Regions from separate parts of the Mus musculus genome. Here region 2 is linked to region 1. The links are chromatin contacts, found by POLR2A ChIA-PET in ENCODE. All regions are on one chromosome and are shown on one strand. Each heading gives the region's core, a stretch centred on a gene start or an enhancer-like site at or near the end of the contact. The rest is flanking DNA. Distances are from core to core; before and after follow the strand shown. Region 1 holds the start of Slc8a2 (solute carrier family 8 (sodium/calcium exchanger), member 2). Region 2 holds the start of Inafm1 (InaF motif containing 1).

What was found. ChIA-PET counts read pairs that join two places held with the same protein, here RNA polymerase II (POLR2A).
Region 2: POLR2A ChIA-PET joins it to region 1 with 16 read pairs in embryonic stem cell. The contact joins the promoter of Inafm1 here to the promoter of Slc8a2 in region 1. POLR2A ChIA-PET finds 5 or more read pairs at or near these places in 3 of 5 experiments (Patski and embryonic stem cell).

Annotation. Positions count from the first base shown.
Region 1 is chr7:16,127,729-16,131,103 of GRCm38, forward strand. Slc8a2 (solute carrier family 8 (sodium/calcium exchanger), member 2) reads left to right here and starts at 2,098. Exons shown (of 10, transcript NM_148946.3): 1 at 2,098-2,693.
Region 2 is chr7:16,272,189-16,275,528 of GRCm38, forward strand. It overlaps Inafm1 (InaF motif containing 1), which reads right to left and starts at 1,504. Exons shown (of 1, transcript NM_001136270.1): 1 at 1-1,504. The coding sequence starts at 1,102. The coding sequence ends at 710. It overlaps Ccdc9 (coiled-coil domain containing 9), which reads right to left. Exons shown (of 14, transcript NM_001382411.1): 13 at 3,068-3,187; 14 at 1,854-2,228. The coding sequence ends at 2,125.

The DNA.
Region 1 (3,375 bases), core at 848-3,347:
GAGTCCCAGACAAATGCCACTGAGGTTCATTGTCTCAACCTAGGATGAATAAGGCCACAGACAAGGAGTCAGCACTGAGGGGCAAGTGAGAACTCACCAGGGGCTTCAGGCTCTGTCGGGTCCCCTGGGAGACCCATGGAGACTAGGGAATCTTTGGGGATTTTCAGCATCTCCAGTGAACCCAGTAAGGCCTCTGCAGACCCCCTCAGCCCCAGAGAAGAAGTGATCCTGTTACTGGTCCATTTAGGAGGGGGCTGGTCTTGAAAGAAAAGGGATTAGACTGGTCATGGACCAAGGCTAACAAAGTAAGTGAGCATAGATTCTGGTGTGGAGTGTCAAAGCTAGACCAAGGCAGACAGGCCCAAGGAGATACTGTGCTCAAGTAGGTATTGGGGCTCAGCTAAACAGCCCAAAAGGATCGGAGAGACAAGAGTAGTCACCACCCCCATGGTTCCATCAGAGTCTCTAACCCAAGGCCCAGAGGAATTTAGCCCAGAGAAAATGTTGCTTCCCCAACCCCTAACCAGGAATAGAATTGGGGTCTGTAGGGTTGGTAAAATATTAGAGAGGGACTCCAGGCTGGGGGTGGGGCCTGGACGCTTCCTTGGAGGAATATGTGTTTGTGGGGTTGGGTAGGTAGCTGTCACTCCTGCTAGGGAAGTCCACCTGTAAATCTGACCACCCTCCTGCACTGCAAAGGACATCAGATGCCAAGATCCTGACTTCCCAGGCTCCAACTTCCAAAAGCCAGGCCGAAGCGTGGGAAGCTTCAGGGAGTTGGAATTTCCCTCTCCTGGCAGCAGGCCCAAGAGTGTCCCTCCAGAGCTGGCAGCGGGCACGCTGCTGGCAAAGCCAGCCTTCTCTTCCTGTTGTACCATTTTGTGCTCAGCACCTGTCACCTGTCCTCTAGAAAGAGGGAGCCTGGAGTGGCGTTTGTCCTGAGGGTAGTGATGGGAAGGCGAGTGATGCACACATCCTGAGGTGTGTGCATGTGTGCACTTGCAGGCATGAGTGCTTGCACCTGTGCACCTAGTTGTAGTCAACCACCTGAAGGCTTCAGAATCCTAGGACGTTTGGCTTAGGACTTGGCAGTTGGGGGGAAGTTAAGAAGGGGTCTTATGTAGCTAAAGCTGGCCTCTAGCCAAGGGTAACCTTCAACTCCTGATTCACCTCCACTTCTTGATTGCTGGGATTGCAGGCATGCACCACCATGCATAGTGTATACTGTACTGAGGGCAGAGCCCAGGCTTAGTGCATGTTTGGCAAACATGCTACCAACTGGTCCACATCATCAGCCCCCTCCCCCAAAACTGTTTTGATCTAGGTCTTGCTATGGGGATGGCTTGGAACTCAGCCATCCTCCTGTCTCAGCCCCCTGAGTATGGGGATCAAACAGATGTGTGCCGCCACACTGGGTGATCTTGATCCTTCCTTGCCTTGCGAGCCAAGAGGCAGTACAGCATGCGGTAAAGATACAGAACCTGAAGCCACAGTTGCTGCCTCAGTTTCCCCCTCGTAATGTCAAAATGGAGCTAACAACATCTACCTCTGGGGATTGGGAGTGAGACCGTGTTTTGGCGTGGCAGGGGCAGAGGGAATGGTTCTTGTCGTACCTGGGCACTCTGGTAGCAGTTCCCTGTCTTCTGTAAGGTGCTCTGAGCAGGCTGAGCCTGTGAACTTGGAAAGATCTGCCTCCCGACATTCCTTCCCCCACTTCCCCCAGGTCTGCCAGCCTGTGGCTATTTGTAGCAATGACTACATCTCTGGGCCCTTGTATGGAGGGGTTGCTATGCGTGTGTGATCAAAGAGAGGGACTGGGATACCACAGCACAGACTGGTGTACGAACTTGCGCCCTCCATCGCTGTCCTCGGATTCTAGTGCTGAACCCCAAGATTGGGCAACCTGCAGCCCCAGCCCTGCCAAGCCCCTCTACCACCCACTAGCTTCCTTGGCTACGCCCCTTTCCGGGCTCCTCCCTCCTGCCCCTTTGCAGGGCATAGTCTCTGTTCTGTAGCCCCGCCCCTGGTCACGCCTCCTCATATTGGCTCCTCCCTCGGCGGTTCTCTAGTCTGAGCTCCCAGGCCTCACTCCCTCCCATAAACCCTACCCTCTCCTGGCTCCTCTTTTCCTCCAGCGACTATATCCCTCCTCCTGGTGGTCCTTTCCCCAGCTCCCCTGTGCCCACTCTCTCTCCTCCTTCAACTCCTCCCTCTTCCAGGCTGTCCCTGTCCTCCAACCCACAACTACCCTGTTCCCACACACCACCCTGCCTAAATTTCCTCTCTCCCACCTCCTGGTGGTCCTTTCCCCAGCTCACTTGTCCCACCCCCTCCCGTCAGCGGCAACTCCCTCCTTCAGCCTAGACTCTCTTAACGGCTGATTCCCCCGCCCCAGTTCCTCTGTCCCCGCCCCCTTCCCCCGGCCTCCTCCCAAGCTGTATTCCCCTACCTCTCCAGTCTAGCCCCCTCTCCGGGGCTGCTCTCTCAACTCCCCCCTTTTCTCTGTCCCCGCCCCCTCCCCTGGGCTCCGCCCTCCTCCCGGCCCCTTCCCGGTTCCCCTCCTCGCATCCCCTCTCCTCCCTCCTCCCTGCTCTCCCTCAGTCCCCGGCTCCTCTCCCTCTTTCTCCCTTTTCTCCTCGGGCGGAGGCGCCCACCGCGGGGGCCCAGCGGGGACCGGCCCGGCCGCAAGGCAGGTAAGAGCCCGGCGTGGCCGTCCGGAGCCTCTGGGGTTGCGGGAATCCAGGCTGCGCCGCATCGTCAAGTGCGGGGGCTTTCTGAGCCCTGGCTCTGAGTCCTGGCTGCTCCGCTTTCAGCGTGCGCCATGTGTATGGTGTATGTCTGTCTGTCCGTCTCTGGGCACCTGGGTCTGTCTCTCCCCTCCCTCTTCTCCCTCTGCCTGCAGCCAACTCACACCCACACACCTCTGTCTCCGCCCCTGATGCACGGGGAACCTGGAGGAGGCAGATTCCCCGCAGTGTGGACTCCCCCGAGGGCCTGAAGTGCCCCCAACTCCTCCTCACCCCATTTTAGCCCAGGTCTCTCCATCCTCTCAACCTTGACTTTCTGAGACTGGTCCTGCCTACAGCCTAACCAGTGTAATAACATTTGACCAGTCCTTCCAAAGTCTAACTCCCATATCTCTCACTGTCCATTCATTCTTTGGACAACTCTGAGGCACTGTGCTACTCCTGGGCACTGTTCTAAGATCAGGCTAGACAGGTCCTTCTCACAGTCTCACTTCCTCCAGCCTCACACCTTCACAGCGAGGTTGGGTGGGAAAGCAGAAACCTTCTGGGGACTCTACAAAGGGGCTCAGCCTGACGTTTTCCTTCCCTCGGGAAGGGCTCCAGAGAAGGTAGGCGAGGTGCTAACCAA
Region 2 (3,340 bases), core at 254-2,753, 140 kb after region 1:
CTGTCCAGCCTAGGGGGAAGGCAGGCCATAAAGGAAACCCCTTCTTGCAGCTGGCCAGCAGAGTATATCCCAGGCCTGCCTACGGCCAAGCCACAGTCATGGGTAAGGGAAAATGGACTCAATCGCATGACTTCTTTATCAGAAGCTACACCAGTCTCAACATGGCACCAACAGCAATGCAGACCAGTTTTGGTTTGGTTCAGCTATATGCTCCACACTTCCAAAGCAGCAAATGTCACCACCCAAACCAGGACAAGCTAGCTTACGGGTGACATCCTCTACCCCTGCCATTGCAAACTATACCAACTGCAGTTTCCAGCACGCACCACTGTCTCCGAAGCTATACGAGATGACACCCCGAAAACTGGTAAGGCCTTTACAGTATCTGACCTTCAATGGCCCCGAAAACTGGCAAGCCGCTTCTCCCCATTCCAACCCAAAAATTACATGTGAGCAATGAGAGAGGAAAGCCTTTAAGGCCGCGCGGCCACGGAGCTAGAAGGGACCAGCGGCCGAGGCCAACGACCACAGACCAGGTAAGCCAGCTGAGGCTGGAGTTTATTGCCGATGAGCGCTGAGTCCCGGGAAGGAGCAAGGTGGAATAAGGTCGGGCAGGATCAGGACCGCGGCAAGGAGAGAGGCGGCGCCGCGCAGGCGAGGCCCGGTGGTGCAGATAGACAGACGCAGGCCACGGTGGGGGCGGGCCAGACTATCCAGGCGCTCGGCGCGCGGTCTCCCGCGTCGCTCCCGGAGCTGGGCGGCGACTGTGGCGGCGACTCCGTGGCAGTCCTGGCTGCGGTCGTGGCCCGCCGGAGGCCCCAAGCAAACAGGATGCGGGTGCGGCCGGAGGCGGGGCGGGCGGTGCTGCTCGAGCACACGGAGCGGCCGCAGCGCTGGGCAGGGGGTCGGCGGGGCCCGCAGGCGGCCGCGTGGGAACCCAGATGAGCCCGTAGTACACAGCAAGCAGCACAGCGGCCAAGGACACACACAGGAAGTAGGCGCAGACAGGGGCGAGCCGCAGCCATCGGCCACGGGGACCCTCGCTCAGCCCCGTACCACCCGGGCTCTCGCCACCACTGCCCACGCAGCTCGAGCCCCGCATCGCGCTGCCCACTCAGCCTGCACCGACCCCGCCCCCACCCCAGGACCGCCTCAAGCAAGCCACGCCCCTTCCAGGACCACGCCTTGTCAGACAGCACCCCCCCCCCAGCTCAGCTACATCCTAGACACGCCCCTACCGCCTCTGACCCACCACTATCAAGATTTCTTAGCTCTACCCCCTCAAGGCCACGCCCACTCGCTCTTCTCCCGCCCTAGCTGTCACATTTCCAACCGCCTATTCCTGTTTTCTACCTCAGCCCTCTCCGCGCTAATCGAACCCCTTCCTTCTTCGACCGACTGCAGCTCTGCACACTAGCATCCCTCTGCCCGCCGGAGCTAAGGTTCCTACTCTGTTGAAGCCGGAGGCCTACGGAGCTTCTGAACGCTAGCCCCGCCCACCGAGCCCCGGCCCCGGCCCTCCCAGTCTCACATCCCTGGACTACTACGAGAGTTCCGAGACCCAGTTCCCTCCATCACCCCTGCTGGCCCCTTCCCCAGCAACTCCGCACCAGCGTAAACTTCTGTTCCCTAGAGGCGAGGGATCCAGGGTGGACTGCAGGGAGGAGAGCAGCCAGCCTGGGAGCCAGGCAAACCTGCGCTGCCGCCCCTCCCAGCAGCATCTTCAGGACTGCGAGACGGCCTGCGGGGTGGGAGGAGAGAGGTGTGAGGATGAGAGGAGCACTCTCGTCCCGCCTCTTCCGCCAGCCAAGCACAGCAGCCTAGCCTGATCAGCTAGCAGCACAGTTCAAAGGTTGGCGGTAGCACGCGTTTAATTCAATCCCTAGCTGCAGGTTCCTGCACACCCAGGCCTCACAGGGACTGACTCCGAGGGTTCGACCAGACGAGTGCGGTCGGACTGGCACCACTGGGTCCTCAGCGAATTTAGAAGACTCCCCTCGGGCCGGGCTCGTTGCTAACCTGCTTCCTCCCCCACTAAGTTTAACCCTGGCCTGGACGGAGTGTAGCAGAAGCAGAGGAGCTGAAGGTTAGTACAGAGCGAGGCACCCTGGTCTGCTGGCGCTGTCAGCGGGCAGCCCCCGGCGGCGGAGCAGCCGCCACCACCTTGCAGAAACGCACCCTCTGGAAGTCTGTGATCTCCGCCGTCTCCTGGCCCTCGGGGCCCACCTCTAAGGAGACAAAAAGCGGTAAATGGAGGACCAGCCTGCCCGACCCACCCTATCCCGCACCTCAGTCAAACCCACCTACAACTTGGCCTCCAGCTTACTCGACCCTCAGGAGGCCCCTGAAGCAGGAGCCCCTCCAATCTAACCCTGTTGACTACTGGGAAGTGCTAGTGTAATGAGCTCATCCACTCCTCCCAGGACCCCAAACTATCCTGTTTGGCCTGGCCCCTTTCCGAAGATGTCCTTGGCTTCCACTCTCACTATTCCTTTGACAGCCTTTCCTGGCCTCTGCTCCACATCTTATTCTACTGCAGGGGAACTAAAAGATGAACACAAGCAGTAACCTGGCTGATCACGTTAAAGTGACCAAGATCAGTCTCTTGCTTCTACTACGTGGGATCTAAAATCCCACTATGGTCTGACCCAAAACCGCTAACCCTGCCTTCAGATAAGTCTTAAGAGCCGGCTCATTCATTAGTTAAAGTCGTTCCTACCTTTAATTAACCATGTTTTACTTTTACAGGATCTCTAACCAAAATCCAGTTTCAAGCTCAAAATCCTATCGCGTCACCCTCTTACCTCTGGGAATATTCAGATTTCAAATCCCACTTTTAGCTCCTTCCCTGAGCCCAACTTCTTCCTTGCCCAGCGTTCAAAGTTATTCACAATTTCTATTGGCTGGGGCCTTAGGGCCCACCCTTTGCACCCCAAAGGCTTGACTCCAGGCCAAACCCAGCACAGCACCTGACTCAGCTCATGCCCTGTTCTAAGCCCTCACAGGACCCACTCCTTTTCTATCCCCAAGCCCTTCCCTCCCCAAGGAAGGCAAGCAGGCCACCCACCTCCACCAGCTTCATGCATCCCACCTGGAGATGCCTCAGGCCCCTCTTCTTCAGAAGACTTCGGGGTTCCTGCCAAGCTGGGCCCGCTCTCCAAGGAGGCAAGGGGTGGCTGGTCACCTCCTGGAGAAGGGGAGGCTCAGTCAAGCCCCTCCTTTTCCAAATGTCTCTCCATATGAGGGGAGCAAGGGGGTTCAAGGACACAGTGGGGTGGGTGTCATTTAAGGAAGTGAACTTTTTATTGGAGAGAGGCTCTGAACCAGCAAGAGCAGGCTT